Linked DNA regions of Homo sapiens: region 1 is linked to region 2. A link is a loop called in an ENCODE intact Hi-C map of the cell type or tissue named here. Cell type or tissue: CD14-positive monocyte. All regions are shown on one strand. Links, peaks and the distances in the headings refer to the core of each region. The heading gives the core; the rest is flanking DNA. Region 1 has its middle 8.5 kb from the start of MAP1LC3B2. Region 2 has its middle 22 kb from the start of MIR4472-2.

Region 1 (4,396 bases), core at 194-4,193, 140 kb after region 2:
TCTCAAAATACTGCCTTACTGGGTACCCATGCTCCCCCATCAGAATCCAATCTACCTTTCAACGTCTAGCTCAGCCCATCTTACCAGGAAGCCTCACTTGACCACCTTCTGAACTTAGACCAAGGCTAGAAAATATGTTTTATCTCGAGTTCCTTGGTTTGTGTCTGCATCACTCCAACCTCTGGTTCCATCTTTACACAGCTGTCTTCCCTCTGTGTCTGTGTCCTCACATGGCCTTATCCTCTGTGTGTGTGTCTGTATTCAAATCTCCCTCTCCAGCTGGGCACGGTGGCTCATGCCTGTAATCCCAGCACTCTGGGAGAGCAAGGCAGGCAGATCACTTGAGGTCAGGAGTTCGAGACCAGCCTGGCCAACATGGTGAAACCCCATCTGTACTAAAAATACAAAAAATTAGCTGGGTGGGGTGGCGAGTGCCTATAATCCCAGCTACTTGGGAGACTGAGGCAGGAGAATCGCTTGAACCCATGGGGCAGAGGTTGCAGTGAGCCAAGATTGCTCCACTGCACTCCAGCCTGGGCCACAAAACTCTGTCTCAATAATATAAAAATAATAATAAAATTTAAAACATCTCCCTCTCCTTATAAGGACACCAGCCATTGGATTAAGGTCCATCCTCATGACCTCATCTTCACTTGATTACATTGGAAAAACCACATTCATAGGTACCAGGGGTTAGGATTTTAACTTATCTTTTGATGGGACAGGGGGTGGGGGTAGTGGGGAAGACACAATTCGACCCATAATGGATGCCATAAATAATTAGGGATATCCAGCATTGGTGAGGGAAGGGAAAGGGCCACCTATCTGCTAAATCTGCTCTATCATGTTTAATTTTGGTATCATTTAGTTGGAAATGAGCACCACCTGCTATGACAATTGGTTATTTCTCTCTCTCTCTCTAATCCTCTAATCTACCTATCTTCCTACCTGCATGCCTACCTATCTATCTATTCTCTATCCTCTATGTATAATCTATCATCCGTATCCATTTATTTACCTTCTTAAATAGATTGAAAGTTCCACGAGGGCAGGGATTGTCATTTACACCCCTTGTAAATTTCTCCACTGGCTAAGCCAGGATCTAGACAGATGTAGTAGGCACTCAATAAATACTTTTTCAGTCACTAATTTTCATTGTTTGGACTCTGAAATTAAATCAGGAAGAGGTCTCTGACACACAATCCTCTAGGGACTTCTGAGGATAGAGTTGGCTCATTCACAGCTTGCCCACCTGCACTCTGTCTTCCCGGCTCCCCTCAATGTTCAACAGATCTCGTCTACCAAATCTTATGTGTGTACTGGGGTGTCTCCCGCTAATAGGACAGCCCTGTAATTGTTCAGTGAGATTATAACGTCAGCCTCATCCATCAAGCTCTCCGCTAAGTAGTTTGGTTTTCCTAATGGAAAGCAGTGTCCTAAACAAGAAGGGAAGCGTCCTAATGTGGGGTTTTATGTAGGTTGGTTTCTAGCTGTGAGCTATGGACCTGAAATGATAGTTAAATCGATGGAGAGGCACTAAGCTATAGCCTGTGAATCTGGGCATCCGTAAAACCCAATTATTAACAGCCCTGAGTGGATGCGTTGCACGCTGGCTCTCCCAGCTTTGACTGGGGCTCTCTCTCTCTCTCTCCAGACAGAAACGGCCCAAGAGAAATGGAAATATGATGGCTGGTTGATTGTTTCGCAGTCTGCATGACAGACCACCCTCCTAACAAGACTCTAGGTCAAGTGCTCTTCTCTGCCCTGTGGATCTACTGGGGAGAAATTAGCTCTCGGTGGTATTTCCAATTATGGAGAAAAGCGATTCCTCCCTGGTCTGGCTATCATGTGTTTTGCAGTGGACCAAGAGACATGAAGCCCGTTTTCCACCCTCGCCTCTTTCTCCATCTAGCTGCATGACCTTGGGAGGTGGCGTGACCTCTCGGCTTCTTTGCTGCCTCATCTGTCATGATCCACCTTTACTACTTCATAGCCATGTTCTAGGATAAATGAGAGAAGCCTCTACATCTTTTAGTCTCCCAGAAAGACTGGAACCAGGTAAATGCAAAGTGGAGCCGTTTCCTTTGTTTTTGCTGCCTGAGTTACTAACGTGTGGGATTTTTTTTAATAATGGCAAAAATGGATGGATTTATGCAATTACTTTTGTTTTTGTTTTGTTTTGTTTTATTTTTCCTCTGGGGGGAGTCTTGAGGCATTCTAGGCATTCTATACATTATTCTCTTGTATAATTGTTCATCTCTTCTATGGAGTGGATATTGGTATGCCCCTTTCTTAGCAAACTGATGGAGGCTGGCCTCAAAGTGAGCCACAGTGATGGGCTATAACTAATTCCTACTCATAACTCCTAACTAAGTTTAATGTCTGTCTTCCCTACCAGTGATGAGTTCCATGAAGACAAAGACCTGTTTATCTTGTTCTGCTCCAGCACCGAGCAGGTACTCAGTAAGAACTTGTAGAATTAGTGGATGGATGGATAGATGAACAGATGAATGGATGGATTAACAGATTAATAGATGGATGGATAGACAGAGGGATAGATGGATGGATGATGGATGGGTAAGTGGGTGGATGATAGACAGATGGTTATGATAGAGGGATGGCTGATTGGATGAATAGATGGATGGATAGATGGATGGATGAACAGATGGATGGGTGGATAGATGGACAGACGAATGGATGGATGGATGGATAAAATGATGCATGATAGATGGATGGATGAAAATGGAAGGAATGGCTGGATGGATGAACAGAAGGATGGATGAATGGATAGATGAATGGGTGAATATAGTTTGTATATGAACATGAATCACATTACCAGTACTTATCACTGAGAGAAAGTTCTAAGTTGCAGATGTTCAGAGAAATTTAAAGATGCAGACCTAAGATACAGGCCAGAAGGGCCATGCTGTCTCTAAGTCCCTGGGTAGAATCCTTCCTTGCTTCTTCCTAGCTTCCAATGGTGGCCATAAATTCTTGGTGTTCCATGGCTTGTAGCTGTGTCTCTTCACTCTCTGCTTCCATCACCACATGGCCTTTCTCCCTGTGTGCCTCTGTCCGCTCATTGTTTTCCCTCTTCTTAGAAAGACACCAGTCATATTGGATCAAGGGCCCACTCTACTCCAGTATGACCTCCTCTTAACTAATTATATCTGCAATGACCCTGTTTCCCAACAAAGTCACATTCTGAGGTGTTGGGAATTTGGACGTCAACATATCTTTGGCAGGGGACACAATCCAACCCATAACAATCTGTGACATGGCAACCCCTCTCCCGGGTGTGTATCCTGGGGAAACTCCTGAATAGGATCATAAGAGGACGTGTGTGAGAATGTTGGTGGTGGCCAAGTTTGTCCCAGCAAGGAGCCCAAGGTGACCTACATGTCTATGACTGGAGGAAATGAGTCAGCCAGATTTGAAACATGCAGATGATGAAATAATACACAATACCCTGAATTTGCATACATCATCATGGATAGAGCTTAAAAATACAGTGTGAAATGAAAAAAGTAGGAACTAGACTGAGATTGATGACACAATACCATGGACATAAATTTAAAATATACACTCACAGAGCAAGACTATATATGTTTCATAAGCATTGGAAAGTGGGTTGGAAGGATTTATTTTGAAGATACTGGAGTCACTGCCTGTGGGAGGCAGTGAGAAATGCTAACAGCAGACGCAGGCGAAAAATAATACAAGAAGGCACAAGGAGGGCCTTGAACAGACAAATAGTGAATGTGTGGCATAAACTGAGAAGTGTGATTCTACGAAGGCGCCCACCCGGGGTCCAAATTTTGCAAAGAGGGGAGGAATCAGGAAAGGGATTAATGAGTGACAGTGGCGCCCAGGGCTGGGCGGAGTCCAGGTTCTGTGAGCATGCGCAGCAGGGCCCCTTGATCCACGCTGAGCTTCAAGAAAGAGTGCGGAGAAAACCGCCCTAAGCCCAGACGTGGAGGGGAATTGGAGCTGTGCAAGTCAAGAATTAAGCAGGCAGGGCCGAGCAGAAGGAACGGATGGTTAATAAGCCCCCAGGAGAGCCCAGGCTGGACCAAGTGCATCCGCCTGGGGAGAAGGAGAAGGGTACGGTCCGCATGGCCCCGCTGAGGAAGGAGTGGGGACAGGGCTGGCTGTGTGTGTGTCACCCACTCAGACGCCCACAGGGACCAGGTGGCGGAAATGAGCGAATGACCCAGGCGCATACTAAACACTTCCACAAATAATGATGGGCCTTTCTATATTTAAGAAACCCAGGGCCCCCCCAAGTCTCTATTTCTTTTCCTCCCTTTTGATGGAGACACGGGGGCTGGCTTCTTCTCTAAGAAAAACAATAGCGGCGTGTGATGAGAAGTGGTAGCCAACTCAGCCATGGGGG
Region 2 (4,396 bases), core at 140-4,139:
GCCAACAAAGATGAAAGTGCGGGCTGGGCGCGGTGGCTCACGCCTATAATCCCAGCACTTTGGGAGGCCGAGGTGGGCAGATCACTTGAGGTCAGGAGTTCCAGACCAGCCTGGCCAACATGGTGAAACCTCGTCTCTACTAAAAATACAAAAATTAGCTGGGCGTGGTAGCGGGCACCTGTAATCCTAGCTAGTTGGGAACCTCAGGCAGGAGAATTGTGTGAACCCGGGAGGCAGAGGTTGCAGTGAACTGAGATCATGCCACTGCACTCCAGCTTGGATGATAGAGTGAGACTCCATTTCAAAACCAAACCAAACCAAAACAAAACAAAACAAAATAAAACCCATAGATAGATATACTGATTGGCTCACACATTGCAGAGGTTGGCAAGCCCAAAATCTGCAAGGTAGGCTGGCAGATTGGGGACCCGGGCCAAGGAAGAATTGCTATTGTGGTTATCTGGAGGCAGAATTCCTTCTTCTTCGGGGCAGGTCAGTCTTTTTCTATTAAGACCTTCAACTGATTGGATAAGACCCACCACATTATAGAGGACCATCTGCTTTACTCAAACTCTACTGATTTAAGTGTTCATCTTATCTAAAAAATACTTTCACAGGAAACATCTGGAATAATGTTTCACCAATGATCTGCATACCATGGCCCTGCCCAAGTTCACACATAAAATTCACCATCCCAGGGTTATAGAAGAAATAGATGAGGGAAGTCACTGTGAGGAAAAGGACGAAGTCCATCCAGAGGAAGTGAGGCTGGCAGGAACTCCTGCGGACATTTCACAACACTGAAAGTTCAAAGGATACAATTTTGGAAACTGATCCAATCTTAGAAAGAAATATGACAATTCGCCAAGGCATAGAACAAGATGCTCCCTCTGTATCATTAGTTAAACAAGAAGCTGGCAAGCATGGTTCAGGCTATTCTTGATAGTTTTTACACAAAGAAATACAACACACACACACACACATATTTTTTCTTAGGGTCTCACTCCTGTCGCCTATGCTGGAGTATAGTGGCACAATCACAGCTGACTGCAGCCTCAACCTCCTGGGCTCAAGTGGTCCTCCCACTTCAGCCTCCTTGGTAGCTGGGACTACAGGCATGCACCACCATGCCTGGCTAGTTTTTATAGAGACAGGGTTTCACTATGCTGCCCAGGCTGGTCTCAAACTCCTGAGCTCAAGTGATCCTCCCTCCTTGGCCTCCCAAAGTGTTGGGATTACAGGCGTGAGCCACTGCTCCCAGCCTACAGTTATATTTTCAATGTTTCTAATGTTCTAAATTGAAGTATAAGAAAGAGATGTTAGTTTTACCTAGTTTTTCATTTCCTTAAACATTTATAGCCAACAGTAAGAGAGTTTTAGTGTTTTGACAGAAGATTGTTAAAGGTCACAGAATAATCTTATTTTATCCTGTTGGTGATTGAGATCTTTTTGTACACTTTCAGTTTGCACGGTCATTCTTACAGTCCACATGAATGTGCAAAGTGAGATTGGCTGTGTTATTTGTATCATCATCATCAGCATCATCATGTTCTCCACCAGGCAAGTGGGGTAAACACCCAGGATGCAAGGCCAGGGGTTGAACTCTTTTTGACTCCCTTTTCTTTTTTCTTTCTTTTTTTTTTTTAATTTTTATTTTTGTATTTTGAGACAGGGTCTTGCTCTGTCGCCCAGGCTGGAGTGCAGTGGTGCGATCTCAGCTCACTGCAACCTCTGCCTTCCAGGTTCAAGCGTTTCTCCTGCCTCAACCTCCTGAGTAGCTGGGATTACAGGTGCCCGCCACCACCCCTAGCTAATTTTTGTATTTTCAGTAGAGACAAGGTTTCACCATGTTGGCCAGGTTGGTCTTGAACTCCCGACCTCAGGTGATCCACTCAGCCTCCCAGAGTGTTGGGTTTACAGGCGTGAGGCACTGCGACAGGCCCTCCTTTTCTGACCCTGGGCAAAAAGGCCCCTGCAAAGTTCCAGGCCAAGGCCCTCTCAGCCCTGGCCAACATTGTCCTCTCTCTGCAGAGGCTGGGATACTCTACAGTCCCAGGAAGCTTCCAAAAAGGAGAGCTCAGTTTACAACCAATAAAAATAACTCAGGGGTGACAAACAGCTCCAGGGCCCCAGGGGACGCTCTTATGCAATCTGCCTTGATTTCACAAGCCCTACATGGAGCTGTCAGCAGAGGCAGACTGAGATGCACGCCCTGGCTGACACCACAGGGCAAGGCCCCTCTGGCTGCAATGACTGGGAACAGTGACTTTGGCTGTGACTGGAGGTGGCTCATTTACAACAGAAGACATGCAAAAATAGCGCAGCTGATGGATTGGTTGGTTGTTGGTTGACTGACTGATTTAAATACATAGTATTTCTTTTTCTTTTTAGGCAAAGTATACTAACAATGGATGATCTCAGTAGAAAATTCAGAGTATGCATAGGCCAAAAGGAAACAAATAAAAACTACCAGCTGGGCGTGATGGTTCACACCTGTGATCCCAGGATTTTGGGAGGCCGAAGCGGGAGGATTGCTTGAGCCCAGATGTTTGAGACCAGATTGGGCAATATAGGGAGACCTCAGCTCTACAAAACACAAAAAAATTAGCTGGGCATGGTGGTGCACACCTATGGTCCTAGCTACTTGAGAGGCTGAGCCTGGAGGATCACTTGAACCTGGTAGGTCAAGGCTGCAGTGAGCTATGATTATGCCACCACACTCCAGCCTGGGCAATAGAGCAAGACCCTGTCTCTAAACACAATAAAATACAAACTACCCATAGTCCAACTACCGAGAGAGCACCACTGTTACTTTCAGCCTTTCAGGCTTTTCTAGAAGCCAAAAGCATATAGTGCCGAGCTTCAGACTCTGATGCCAGACCACCTGAGTTCCACTCCTAGGCTGCTTAACATCTCTTGCACCATCTTCCCATCAGTGAAATGGGAATATCAATCACAGCCTTTATTACTTTGTTGTATGGTTAGGGATTTTCTGTTTTTTACTGTGAAAGAGGTCAAGAGGAAGAGCCTTGTGGTTAAGTCTTTGTGTACATTCTTTTCTTTTTCTTTCTTTCTTCTTTTTTTTTGAAATGGTGTCTCACTCTGTCGCCCAGGCTGACATGCAATGGCGCCATCATGGCTCACTGCAGCCTCAAGCTCCTGGGCTCAAGCAGTCTCCCTACCTCAGCCTCTCATGTAGCTGAGACTACAGGTATGTAGTCTCACACTTGGCTAATTTTTAAAATTTTTGTAGAGATGGGGTCTCACAAGTTTACCTAGGCTGGTCTTGAACTTCTGGCCTCAAGTGATCCTTCTGCCTTGGCCTTCCAAAGTGTTGGGGTTACAGGTGTGAGCCACTGCACCTCGCCTGTGTACATTTGGAATGATATCTTAGGATAAATTATTGGGAGGGCAACTACAGTGTCTAAGAGAGTACCCATTTTGTTTCATCTCCTGCCAAATCAGGAAACTGATTAAAATGAGCTACTTGGTGACTGGTAAATTAAATGAGCTATGCTGTGGCCCATGCCTGTAACCCCAGCACTTTGGGAGGCTGAGGCCAGCGCATCACTTGAGGTCAGGAGTTTGAGACCAGCCTGGCCAACATGGTGAAACCCCATCTCCACTAAAAATACAAAAATTAGCCGGGCATGGTGGTAGGCAACTGTAATCCCAGCTACTCAGGAGGCTGAGGCAGGAGAATCACTTGAACCTGGGAGGTAGAGGTTGCAGTGAGCCAAGATCACACCACTGCACTCCAGCCTGGGCGATTGAGAAAAAAATAAATAAATAAGAGAAGGATCTGGCTTGGAATCCTGGCTTGCCATCCCACTGGCTGTGTGACCTTGAGCAAGTGGCTTCCCATTGCTGGGCCCCAGTGTTCTGGGCTAATATGAAGCCATCTCTTAGGGAAGGTTGTCATCGGGTTAGAAATAATGGGTGAACAGGACAGAGCACGTAATCTGGTGCTCATCGTAAAGATCGTAGTAGTAGTAGCCATTATTATTTATACTAGCCCAGAGGGAGATGGATTTTCACATGCGTAACAGAAAGAGGCAGCGGGAGCAAGCTGTGGTCACAAGGGCATTCTGCAGGAATGTTACAGAGAGAAGAGAGAAGACCTCTGCCAGTGGGGTGGAGGCTGCTGGACTGAATGTTCATGTCACCCCCAAATCCTTATGTTGAAATCTTAACCCTGAATATGATGGTGTGAGGAGCAGGCCTTTGGGATGTAATCAGGTCATTCATGAATGGGGTTAGTGCCCTTATAAAAGGGACCCCAGAGAGTTCTCTCACCCTCTCTCCACCACGCGAGGATACAATGAGAAGTTGGCCGTCTGCATCCTGGAGGAGGGCCCCAACCAGAACCTGGCCATACTGACACTCTGATCTCGAA

Evidence for each region. Hi-C counts contacts between places; a loop is a spot of excess contacts. Peaks named below come from ENCODE experiments on the same cell type or tissue, not always from the same donor. Only the 100,000 strongest peaks of a DNase experiment are listed, where the experiment ranks them.
Region 1: a loop joins it to region 2, with 1.8 times the contacts of the local background. A loop is called at or near these places in 1 of 110 quality-filtered maps.

The regions. Positions count from the first base shown.
Region 1 is chr12:116,548,717-116,553,112 of GRCh38, forward strand. No RefSeq gene overlaps it. Among named protein-coding and RNA genes, the nearest start is that of MAP1LC3B2, 8.5 kb to the right of the region's middle. In CD14-positive monocyte, for the core only: a CTCF peak has its summit at 2,182; DNase peaks (open chromatin) are centred at 3,385 and 4,175; H3K27ac peaks cover 2,424 bases.
Region 2 is chr12:116,404,588-116,408,983 of GRCh38, forward strand. No RefSeq gene overlaps it. Among named protein-coding and RNA genes, the nearest start is that of MIR4472-2, 22 kb to the right of the region's middle. In CD14-positive monocyte, for the core only: no CTCF peak of the experiment used is centred there; DNase peaks (open chromatin) are centred at 764, 1,534 and 2,184; H3K27ac peaks cover 2,872 bases.